Regions from separate parts of the Homo sapiens genome. Here region 1 is linked to region 2. A link is an interaction called in ENCODE POLR2A ChIA-PET data of the cell type or tissue named here. Cell type or tissue: IMR-90. All regions are shown on one strand. Links, peaks and the distances in the headings refer to the core of each region. The heading gives the core; the rest is flanking DNA.

The links. ChIA-PET counts read pairs that join two places held together with the same protein. Peaks named below come from ENCODE experiments on the same cell type or tissue, not always from the same donor. Only the 100,000 strongest peaks of a DNase experiment are listed, where the experiment ranks them.
Region 1: POLR2A ChIA-PET joins it to region 2 with 5 read pairs; 3 of 35 experiments call an interaction of 5 or more read pairs at or near these places.

Annotation. Positions count from the first base shown.
Region 1 is chr6:44,963,008-44,969,268 of GRCh38, reverse strand. The region is part of intron 6 of SUPT3H (SPT3 homolog, SAGA and STAGA complex component); the gene reads left to right. Among named protein-coding and RNA genes, the nearest start is that of MIR586, 230 kb to the left of the region's middle. RefSeq lists a silencer at 4,330-4,530. In IMR-90, for the core only: no CTCF peak of the experiment used is centred there; a DNase peak (open chromatin) is centred at 2,328.
Region 2 is chr6:45,239,076-45,245,336 of GRCh38, reverse strand. All of the region lies in intron 2 of SUPT3H (SPT3 homolog, SAGA and STAGA complex component), which reads left to right. Among named protein-coding and RNA genes, the nearest start is that of MIR586, 44 kb to the right of the region's middle. In IMR-90, for the core only: no CTCF peak of the experiment used is centred there; no DNase peak of the experiment used is centred there.

The DNA.
Region 1 (6,261 bases), core at 301-5,300, 280 kb after region 2:
TCAAACATAAATGGAATTAAGGTACATGCATTCTAGTATGCAACTTGATTTTTCCATTAATAATACATTCCTGCAGCTAATCTTTGAGGAGAGACAAAAGTAGCACACATGGGAAAGTGCAGGAAGGGGTATAATACTATCTAGAAGAACAAATAATTTCAGAAGAGAGAAATCAGTGTAAACTGGACAAACTTCCCAGAGGAGGTGGGACCTACGCAAGACCTTGAAGAAAGGGAATGATTTAAATGACCCTGAAGATGGGGAGGGGTGGCCAGCACAGTAATGGGGGAGTGGCAGGGTGGCAGCAGTACATGGCACATATGACAAAGGGTGACCTAACTAAAAACAAAGAATAAATTTGGTTTTAGTGAGAACAATGTGTGCTGAGGTAGAATGGCCGAGATTATGTCTGTAATTAGAAGTCAGGCATTTGAGCTTAAATTTGATGCAGTGCTTAGTTTAGAGCCATTTGTTTATGAGTCAGAGAAAAGAAAGTGATGTGGGGACACAGGACAGCCTACTACAGTGAATCTTACAATGTACGAGGGCCTTTTCTCCATGTTTTTATTTAAAATACTAGTATGCAGGATAGGTTGGGAGAGGAAAGGTCTGTGAAAGCTAGGAAGCTGTTGCAATACCCCAGGACCAAAATGATGACTTTTGCAGTGGAATAAAAAGAAAGGGTGCTTTACCATGTGTTTTGAGGGAGGCTTACTTAGCTTTTGGGTAAGGAGTCTACCAAATTACAAACTGACCCAGCAAGCAGAATGAGCACTCACTGGGGTACTGGATTGCCTCTGCAACCATCCCAGTAAATCCTTTAACCTTTCTGGACCTCAGCTTCTTTACCTACAGTGAGTTAGAGATATGGTTTCTTCGGCATTTTGTGGTATTTACTGACTTGTTAATATTATCCTTCTGCAAGTGGACCACGTTATACATATATAAACATGCATACACATTTCATAATTTACATGTTGCCGCATTGCTGAATGCTGCTGCCAACCACTCCATTTGAAGTTTTCAAGTTCAACAACCAATGCCTATTGAACATGAGATTGTTGGTAGATTACCATTTTAGTAAAAGGCATTTTGCCTTTTCCATGCAAAAAGGACTCTGCATTTCAATTGTAAGACTTTTAAGAGTAATCAGAATAAGATTAAAAAAAATTTTTTGGCCAGGTGCAGTGGCTCATGCCTGTAATCCCAGCACTTTGGGAGGCCGAGGCAGGAGGATCACTTGAGGCCAGGAATTCAAGACCAGCCTGGGCAATTTTATAGAGATCTCATCTCTATAAAAATAAGAAAACAATTTGCCAGGCCTGATGGCACACACCTGTAGTCCCAGCTACCCAGGAGGCTGAGGCAGGAGGCTCACTTAAACTGGGGAGGTTGAGGCTGAAGTAAGCCATGATGGTGTCACTGCACACCAGCCTGGGTGACAGAGCAAGACCCTGTCTCAAAAAAGAAATGAAAAAAATGTTGAAGTAGAAGTGAGAGCAGATACTCTCATCTTGGTTTGAAAGTTATGCTCTGTGTTTTTGTGTTGCTGAAGAAAGTTAAATGCCATGTGCCTTGAGAAGCTGCCAAGAGATATGCCAGCACATAGCTTCCATAACCTTTAAAAATGCTTCAGTGAGAGCACATGGAATTTAAATGCAACTGCATGCTGCATAAGTAATCCAGCCTTACACCTCAAAGTGGTATAGACAGGGCAAATGATGATTGTCCGTACTGAAAGTATTTTTCAAAGGCACAATCAACTTCACATTAATTGAAATAAAAACTTTTCACTGAAAATTCAGATTAACAAATATGTACCGAGAGTTTGTTGTATTCACGATATTGAACAAACAAATTATACTAGGCACTGTATCTGTAGGGATATTAGCATTTCTGTTTTCATTTAAGTAGGACGCAGAAAGTGAGTTCATCTAGCATAAAAGTCTGCCTTCTCTGTATGTTTTACAATAACAAGAAAATGCTGTAACTTCCCGGTAGTGAGAAAAGCAACTAGTCACCAACTATTCTGTTTTACCTTTTTAAAAAGCTATTTCAATTAAATTTTAAAATACTGTTGAGTATTTGGAAAACTTTAGGAATAATTCTTTCACAAGTAGTTTCTCCACATTTGTGCCTATGTTATAATACTTAGCTATATTGTAATACTAGTAAGATTTAATTTCCTAAAATCCTCTAAGTATGTTGCATATTTTATGAATGTTCAAGAATGCTGTTGATGACACCTAAAGAAACCAGGGAGTGGGTGGAATTGACAGATTAAGCAGAAGACATACTGGACTTGCAGATACAAGAGTATGACTAATCCAAAGATGACCTTACATTCATGTGGCCGTCTGAGATAGGAGAGCATTGTGTAATTTGAGAATGTTCAGTATGAATAAAAGCCATGATAAATCATCTGTGATTATTCAGTGACTTTTATTTCAGAGATTTGTGTTTTCAGTGCCTTTGACAATGATATGATGTCTTTTTTGTTATAGTTTAATGACTATACGGAATAGCCAAAGTAAGTCTTTTAAAATTAAGTTTGCATTGTAATATTTAGTTCAAAAGAAACTAGAGCCTAAAGGGAGTACAACCTTCATTACAAGTAATATGATCTAGAATAGTAACTGTTTTCTGAGAAACTTTGTATACCTTAGAGGTAGGTATTTAGGACCCAAGTTTTACTTCTAGTTTTGCCTCTTTATTAACTGTATGCTTTTAAAGTTTTCCTTTAAGTTCTCTAAATCAGTGTCTTCATTTGTAAAATGAAACTAATAAAACTGCTTACTCTTTATTGAGATGGTTTTACTTTATAAATATTTTAAATATGTAAATAAATATAAATATTTTATAAATTTTATTTTATAAAACCATCTCAAAGAATAAGCAGTTTTATTAGTTTCATTTTAAAAATAAAAAAAATTATGTTCATTTTAAAAATAAAACCATCTCAGTAAAGAGTAAGCATTATTCTGATCATGATGTTTTACTAGGCTTATGATATTGTCCCCTTGAATCTTTTTCCAAAGATTTCTTAAAGGAATAGAAAAGGACTGCCAGTGTATACTTTAGTATGGATCAGAATGGGTGATCTGAATAGAGGCAGAGGAGAAGGTAGAATTAGGGCACCACAGAAAATAAGAGCCACACTTATTTAATATTTGACCACTGTCTTGATTTTTTTAATGGATTTTTGTCTTTAAAACTGCCTTGTCTCCCTGGGATTTGTAAAATTGGATTACAGTTTGATCCTAATTCTTACAGTTTCTGGTCTTAGGCCGGTCAACACGTACTTAAACGCATTTCTTTTGTCCTAGTCCATCCATTCATCTGTCCCTTGATTCAGCTAGTGAGGCCCAGGCAAATCCAAGCAAAGCATTGCCTCAGCACTCTAGAAGAGCAGCACGGTTCCTGTATTTGGAGAACATACAGTTCATGAAAGTTAGATATTTACTCCCTTTCTCAGTATTTAAGATGATAGTGGAAGGACAGGAGAAAATATAATACTCAGATGTTGAATTATTTGGATCATATGGCCAAAATTTGTTCCTTTTTTTTTGTATCTTTGAAACAATTCTGGGGGAAGAGAGGAATAAACAAAAATTAGGTGATAAGCATATCCAAATCATCTTCATCATTGGCCAAAATTTGTTCCATTTTTTTTTTAAACAATTCAGGGGAAGAGAGAGGAATAAACAAAAATTAGGTGATAAGCATATCCAGATCATCTTCATCATCCTCAAATCCAAGTCAGTGCATATATAGCTCAAAGAATCTCTGATTTCATGAACTCCCTTGACTATGCTGTGAATACCATTCATGTGTTATATCATATAATATTCAAGGACATTAGTATTAGTACAGTGCTTCCAGTCTTTCTCACATCATGGCACACATAGAAAATGATAATATTTTTATCACCCACCAAGGTAAATGGACAAGGCAGCTGGTAGCAGATACCAGCCTAGGGGTTCTGCTGCCTCAGCTTCGTTCAGCATCCAGAGAGTGAATGGAATCAGTATCTCTACACACCTGTGATGTGCTTGCACTATCAGATACACTACAGTTTCTACACTCTTCATTAGATTACCCCCAGCTTGTACGTCATTTGCTGACCCAGGGCCTCGCTAATTTCTTTTTCTTAAGAATAGTTTGAGCATGTTAATTGTAGGAGCTACATGACATGTTTTAGTAAGACAATATATGAAATTTAGAGCATCCCAAAGGAAAACATTGGAATAAAAAATTACCATTAGTTGAAGACAGCTTTTTATAATGAAAATAGGCTGACTTAGGAATTGGGAGTCCTGAGCTTGAATTCTAACTTAGTCCACCTTTGACAAATCACTTCTCTGAGCCTCAATTCCCTTTGAATTGAAGAGATTTGAACAAGATAAACTTTAAGCTGCCTTCTATCTCTAAGCCATGATTTTGTATTGTCTATAAGTCTTTGCTGTTGAGTCAGCTGCTTTGCGTGGAGTGTTTCCTGTGTGCTAGGCACTGGATAAATGGCTTCTTATATATACCCTAGGGTCAGATTTGTGGGGCTCCTCAGATCAAAGTTTACTGCTTCGATGCTGGAGGAATTAAAAAAGAACTAGGATGCTTAATGAAGAAAAGAGAATAGGCATTGGAGAGGGTGTCTGAAAGGAATGAAGCTTGCCATAATTTAGTCTTTCACATGTTTATGGATATCTTTGAAATATTGTAGCTGGCAATCCTGGCAACCTTAACCTCTGACGACAAATTTTGCTACCTCTCATTTCTAGAAACACTTATTGCGAATACATCAGCTATGTAAGCATATATGCAGAGGCCAAATCTTGGTTGTCCAACTTGGTGGAAGAAAAAGTTAGTGTTAAGAATCCCTTTAGGAACATTCTTTTTCCATAGTTATCCAAATCTTTTCTGTCCAGCCATTTATTGGTTGGAGGAGGCTACCAAGCTGGAGAGCAGCAGAGATGGTATGTAGGAATCATTAGATAATCATTCTCGATCTAGTTTCATTATGGTGATAGTCATTTGCCCTGTGGAATAAAACAGTCGCATTTGTTCATCCAACAAATGTTTATTGCTTATTTACCATGTGTCAGATATTTTCCTAGGAGCTAGAAATTCAAACGTGAGTAGTTCCTGCTATAGTGAGACACAGACAAACAGATATATATACACAAACATACGTACATAGATACAAATTAACGTTAGTATTATCAGTCTTAGAGAGTTTATTTAAATAAACACATTAACAATTTTTTTTTTTTTGAAACGGAGTCTCCCTCTGTTTCCCAGGGTGGAGTGCAGTGGCGTGATCTTGGCTCACTACAACCTCTGCCTCCCGAGTTCAAGCGATTCTCCTGCCTCAGCCTCCGAGTAGCTGGGACTACAGCCGCATGCAACCACACCCGGCTAATATTTTATATTTTTAGTAGAGATGGGGTTTCACCGTGTTAGCCAGGATGGTCTCAATCTCCTGACCTCATGATCCACCCGCCTCAGCCTTCGAAAGTGCTGGGATTATAGGCATGAGCCACCGTGCCCAGCTGCAACTTTTTTTGTAATGTTCAAAACACATAAATAAATTCTCCCTTTCTTGCTTCCTATTTTCATCAGGAAACATTTATTGAGTCATGTGTCAGATACATTAAAAAGAGGGCTAAAACTAGATCATGCATTTAAATATCAAAAAATACTTCCAAGTAAATAAAAATTAACCCAATAATATACTCTTAAGGAGACGTGGTTGTGTGGTTGTTTGTTTGTTTGTTTGTTTGAGACGGAGTCTCACTCTGTCACCCAGGCTGGTGTGCAGTGGCGTGATCTCAGCTCACTGCAACCTCCACCTCCCAGGTTCAAGCAATTCTCCTGCCTCAGCCTTCCAAGTAGCTGGGATTACAGACCCATGTCCAGCTAATTTTTGTATTTTTAGTAGAGACAGGGTTTTGCCATGTTGGCCAGGCTGATCTCGAACTGCTGCCTTCAAGTGATCCACCTGCCTGGACCTCCCAAGTGCTGGGATTACAGGCGTGAGCCACCACACCCAGCCGAGACGTGATATTTCTGACACATGCACAAGAAGATGTTTACATACATATATACATATATGTGTGTTTGTGTATATATATAAAAAAAGAAATTTATGTGTATATGTGTACATATATAATTTATATATTTATCTTTATATGTGTATATATATACACATACATATATACATTATATGTGTATATATATAAAATGTTTGTATATGCCCAAAAA
Region 2 (6,261 bases), core at 337-5,336:
AATTTTAACCTTAAGAATGGTTACAATAGTAAATTTTATGTTATGAATATTTTACCACACAAAGAAAAGTTCACTTGTATTTTAATTGTTTGGAACTCAGAATACACATTACCTTGGTAATGGTATTATTTAGGGACTTAAATTCCCAGATTAACCAAAATAGATATTCTTGAAAAAACATGTGAAATATCTGAAATACTACACATTTGCAATGAAAAACTTGTAGAAAATATTTATGATCTTACCAATCAAAGCATTACCAATCTTAAAAAATGATTTTTACAAAATCTTTTAATGCTCGAAGGTAAAGCTAGTTTTACTGTGGAAGAGTTTGTAAATAATGAAATGGGAATTTTAGGTGCATTCATAGATATTTAGTAACTGGTTGTATTTATTATGTCAAATTGCAGCTCAAATAATAAGATTTTTCATTTATTTAGTATAGATTTATAAGACATCTATATTATAAGCACATAGAAAACTTTATTCTCAAGAAATTTAACCCTCAGAATGAAAAGTGCTGAAATATTGGAATGGAGAAGGGAATGAACATGTGTATTTTAGAAGATAGGGAAGTAGGAATTAGGTTAATGTGAAAGAGAATGTTGGGTGTGGAAGAGATAGAAGTTTACTGAGGTGTAATAGCAACAGGTAATGAGTTAGAAAATTACATGCAATTAAACTCTAAACAGTGTTAAACAGGTAGAGATGATAGGCAAGAAAATTGGGTAAAATTAGTGTAGAAGGTATTAACCAGGAAGAATTTAGTATTGTGTGGACAGCACCAGTTTTCAGGAAAAGGTAGTGGGGTTGTTTGTTTAAAATGTTCACTTATACAAGAGTACTGTTTTGTGTAAGATTTAAATAATGAAGGAGAGCATAAGATTGGAAAATTTTCCTAAAGCTATTTGGGAAAAATAATGATTTAAAAATGAGATGAATAATGAAATTATTATTAAGGATATAAATAAGGTGTGGCTAATAGGTTTTATCTTTATATGCAGCTCCCCTTGGTTGCTTGAAATGTTTGAGAAGAACTGTGGGAGCGTATCTAGGCTTTAGTAGGAAAAAGATTTGTGATTGGTTGTAATGGCTCCTATAGGTGAATTACGGAGGCCGTGCCATCTCTGATCTAAATGGTAATCAGCCAAAAGCAAAACAGCCAGATGCCATGGCTCATGCCTGTAATCCCAGCACTTTGGGAGGCCAAGGATCACTTGAGCCCAGGAGTTTGAGACCAGCCTGGGCAACATAGTGAGACCCTGTCTCTACAAAAAATAGAAAAAAATTAGCCAGGTGTGGTGGCACATGCCTGTCTTCCCAGCTACCCAGGAGGGCAGATGTGGGAGGATGACTTGAGCCCAGATGTTGAGGCTGCAGTGAGCCATGATCACACCACTGCACTCCAGCCTGGGTGACAGAGTGAGACCTTGTCTCAAATAAAATTAAATGAACAAATAGTAAATTAAAAATATAAAACAGATCGGGTATATTGTAATCTGATACAGGGGAAATACAGGCAACAGTATTAGTGCAAAGAAGGAGAACTGCTCTTTGTAATTCAGAATGATATTTATTGGAAAATTTTTACTTAGTAGTTTAGTATCTTTAATACATATAGGGCTATTCAGATTTTCAAAGTTTTATACCATTTTTGGTAGTGTCTTTCAAGGAGTTTGTCCATCTCATCTCAGTTGTTGAATTTATTGGCATAAAGTAACTCAAAATATTACCCTATTATCATTTCAGTGTTTGTAGAATATATAGTTATGCCTCTTCTTTTACAATCTCTTGTATTAATGAGATTCATAATTTGTGTTCTTTTTCTCATTCTCAGTTAGTTTAACTAGTGATTTATTGATTTTATCAATCTTTTAAAAAGATCAGGTTTAGGTTTGAGTAATTTTTCTGTGTTTTTGGTCTGTTTTCTATTTGATTTTCATTCAAATTTTTATTATTTCTTTTCATTGGCTGACTTTGTTAAGCTGTGCAGTGAGTTTTTTCACTTTGTATATATTTTTTATGCTATAGAAGTTTTCTTAAGATTCTTTTTCATTGTTAGATTTTTTTGTCTGCTCATTTTAAATTCTTGAGCTTGTATATAATACATAGTAGCTTTTTTTTTTTTTTTTTTTTTTTGAGAAGGAGTCTCGCTCTGTTTCCCAGGCTGGAGTGCAGTGGCACGATCTATCTCAACTCATTGCAACCTCTGCCTCCCAGTCTCAAGCAATCCTCCCACCGCAGCCTCCCGACTAGCTGGGATTACAGGTGCACACCACCATGCCCAGCTAATTTTTGTATTTTTAGTAGAGACAGGGTTTCACCATGTTGGTTAGGCTGGTCCTAAATCCTGACCTCAAGTAATCCACACTCCTCGGCCTCCCAAAGTGTTGGGATTACAGGCGTGAGCCACCACGCCCAGCCTTATAATAGCTCTTTTAAAAGCTTTTCCTGCCAAGTTTTGTTATCTATGCCATTTCTGCATCTGTTTCTATTGACTTTTCTTCTGTTTATGGGCCTTATTTTCCTGCTTTTGTGCATGTCTAATAAATTATTTGGTGGTGAGTCATTGTGACTCATGTTTTTGACTTTCTAGATTTTGTTATCTTCCTTCAAGAATGGTGAATTTTGTTTTTCCAGGCAATTTAATTATAGATTAGTTATAGATACACTTGATCTTGTTGAGTTTTTAAAATTTTCTTAGAATTAGTATGGAATACTTTTTACTCTAGGGCCATTATAGTCTACTGCTTTCCAAGAGTCACTATTGAATGCCACTATTGTATTCAGTGATGTCTACACTCTGACTGGTGTGAACTTAAGTGTCTCCCAGCTTGATATGAGCTCTGAGAATGTTCATCTTCAAGCTCCCCTATGGTTGTGTCTTGTGTTGTGAATTTTGTCTTTATGCATTTTCAACTTAGTATTTAGCCAAAGCCTCAAGGGGACATCAGTGGAGACTTCTAAAGTTCTTTCTTGGTGAAATACTATCTCTTCGGTACACTTAGGCACTTCAGTTGCCTCTACCTCTCAAGTTGTTGTCTCTGTCTCTTGAACTTTGGCTTCTATGTTCTATCCCTGTCCTTATTCTGTTTAGAAAGTACCTACACACGAAAGGCTGGATAAGCATAGGGTGTTCTTTATTTTGCTTCTTTCAGTCATTGCTGTTATGCATGGTTTTTGTTTGTTGTGTGAGGCCAGTTATTTCATGTATTTTATCTAGTTTTCTGGTTGTTTACAGCAGAAGACCAAGTCAAGTAAATTTGCTCTGTAGTTTCCACAAGTGGAACTGTCTGGAATGTTATTTAGAATACTGTTGGAATAATGTAATTGATTGGTTTCTTATTAATCATGTTTTATTGGATAGAGTAAAACATAACCACTTTGTGTAGTCCTTCATGACTAGCAATTTGCTTTCTTGCCTTGTGTTCTTTCCTCAAAGGATCCTATGCTTTGTTTTATTCTTCTGGACAAATTTACTTTGCTTTTTCCTAATTATATTCCATTCTCTTTAAACTAGTAGTTTTTATTCTAGTTACCTTTCTTTTTCCCCCTTCCATTTCTGTTAACTCTCTTTCATTGGTCATGTACTTTCTTGGCCACAAACCTCTTTTCTCACTGATGACCTCTCACTCTTGCTGAGACCAGCTTGATCGTGGAGACCCTAACCCAGCAGCTCTAGAGGAATTAAAGACACACACACAAATATAGCGTGTGGAGTGGGAAATCAGGGGACTCACAGCCTTCAGAACTGAGAGCCCCGAACAGAGATTTACCCACATATTTATTGGCCTCAAGCCAGCGATAAACATTGTTTCTATAGATTATAGATTAAAAGTATTCCTTACGGGAAAAAAGGGATGGGCCGAAACAAAGGGATGGGCTCTGGCTAGTTTCCTGCAGCAGAAACATGTCCTTAAGGCACAGATTGCTCATGCCATTATTTGTGGTTTAAGAACGCCTTTAAGTGGTTTTCTGCCCTGGGTGGGCCAGGTATTCCTTGCCCTCATTCTGGTAAACCCACAACCTTCAGCATGGGCATCATGGCCATCATGAACATGTCACAGTGTTGCAGAGATTTTGTTTATGGCCAGTTTTGGGGCCAGCTTATGGCAAGATTTGGGGGGGGGCCTGTTCCCAACATGTCCCCCTTTTTTGTTTCACAAAGTGATAAAAACAAAGGCAGCTTTGTCACGGTGAGCTACTTCTCGCAGGAGTCGGGATCTGCATCTGCAGACTATACAAAGACAAATAACACAGATTAAAAGCACAATCATCATTGAAATCACCCAGCTTCCAAGTGTTTTTATCCTTTTTAATGGGTTACTAGCTGCTAATCTGTCTGCAGCTCCTTCAAGCACTCCAGTTCCTAGCATTAAGGTCAGGTGTGCCTGGGATGCTTTAAATATTTGTTCTTTTAATTTTGCAATATCCAAAGACAAGTTTGTAGAGTGTCCTTCTAGATGTTTTTTTATTCTTTCCATTAATAGTTTCCACAAATCCTTATGTTAAGCTCCTACAGCAGGCATATCATCTGAGGTTGAGGTGCCTCTATACCACCATGTTTCCAAATAATAGGAACTTGCCGTATTTTTTACTGTTTCTACCATCTGATTGTTTTGTTTGGACCAGCTGAACATAGTGTGGCCATGGCACGCAGACTGAGAGGTGTAATTCAAATTAAACATCCCCTTAGGGGACCAATCAATGATTCCATAGGAATCGCTGCGCAGCACCTCTGCCTGTTCTGTAATGCAATCTTCCCAAACAAGTAAGTTCATTATTTCTGGCCAGGTCCAATTCTGTTTACAGATAGGTTTTTGAGGGCGGTACGCCTAATTATAGGAGCAGATTTATTATGGTAAATACTGAGACCAGAAAGCATGTGTATATGTGTCATAGAGTGATTACATCCAGGCATTATTGCCAGCCAAGATTGATAAATATGCCCAATAAGAATAATTGTTCTCTGTGTCAGCCGTTGTTGAAGGAATACTCACGGCAGTAGTGACCACCGCTATCATAGCTATCATTAAATTACTCGTTGTGACAGGTTGTCCGCTTTCCTCAGGTTTTCTTCCACCATCTGTGACAGCTGGGGTCCTCCTCAGCATCAGTGTCAACATGGCTGCAACTGGGGGGTCCTCGCAATCCTGCTAGAATGTCTTCTTTGGCATCTGGCTCATGATAAGGTTTCAGGTGTCTTGATGGTATCCAAATTGGCTGCTGGTTTTGGCCTGGAGAAAGACAAGCATAACCTCTACCCCAAGTTATTATTTTACCTATTTCCCAACTTTTTGTTATCGGATCTCTCCACCAAACCAGTTGTTCTGCTTCTGTCTTTGCAGCTGGTTTCTGTAGATGCTCTTCAGCTGCTGATAGCATCTGGCCTTTAGGCAGGCTCAAAAAATTTGAAGTCAATAATGCTAGATTAAGTTGCATATGGGGTGTTCCATAGTCCCTGTTTCCCCCTTTGTGCTTTTGCAATTGTTGTTTTAGGGAGAGATTCATTCGTTCTACAATGGCTTGTCCTTGAGAATTATATGGGATGCCAGTAATGTGTTTAATATTCCGTATAGAGAAAAATGTAGCTAGAGCTTTGCTAGTATAGCCTGGGGCATCATCTGTTTTAATAGAAGCTGTAATGCCTATCACTGTAAAACACTGCAAAAGGTGATGTTTAACACAGGCAGAAGACTCTCCTGATTGGCATGTAGCCCAAAGTGAGAAAAGGTGTCCACACATACACGTACACAAGCTAGTCTCCCAAACGAGGGAACATGTGTGATGTCCATTTGCCAAAGAGAATTAGATTCCAGTCCTCGAGGATTAACTCCTCCTGTAAAAGATGAGGAATGCACCATTTGGCAAGTTGGGCATCACTGGATAATAGCTTTAGCTTCTTTCCAGGTAATGCTGTATCTGCGCTTGAGACCAGAGGCATTAACATGGGTTAAATTGTGAAAGTGTGTAGCATTAGATACTGCAGTAGCAACTAGGCAATCAGCCATTTGATTCCCTTCAGTTAAAGGTCCTGGAAGACATGTATGAGCTGTAATATGAGTAACGTAAAAAGGGTGCATTCTACTCCTAACTGCTGTTTGCAGTTGGGTAAATAAAGTCATCAGTTGTTCATCTGTATGAAATCATAACTGAGCACTTTCAATTAATTGTGTAGAATAAACCATATATGAAGAATCAGAAATCACATTAATAGGCATATTAAAAGCAGTCAATACCTCAATTACAGCTACAAGCTCC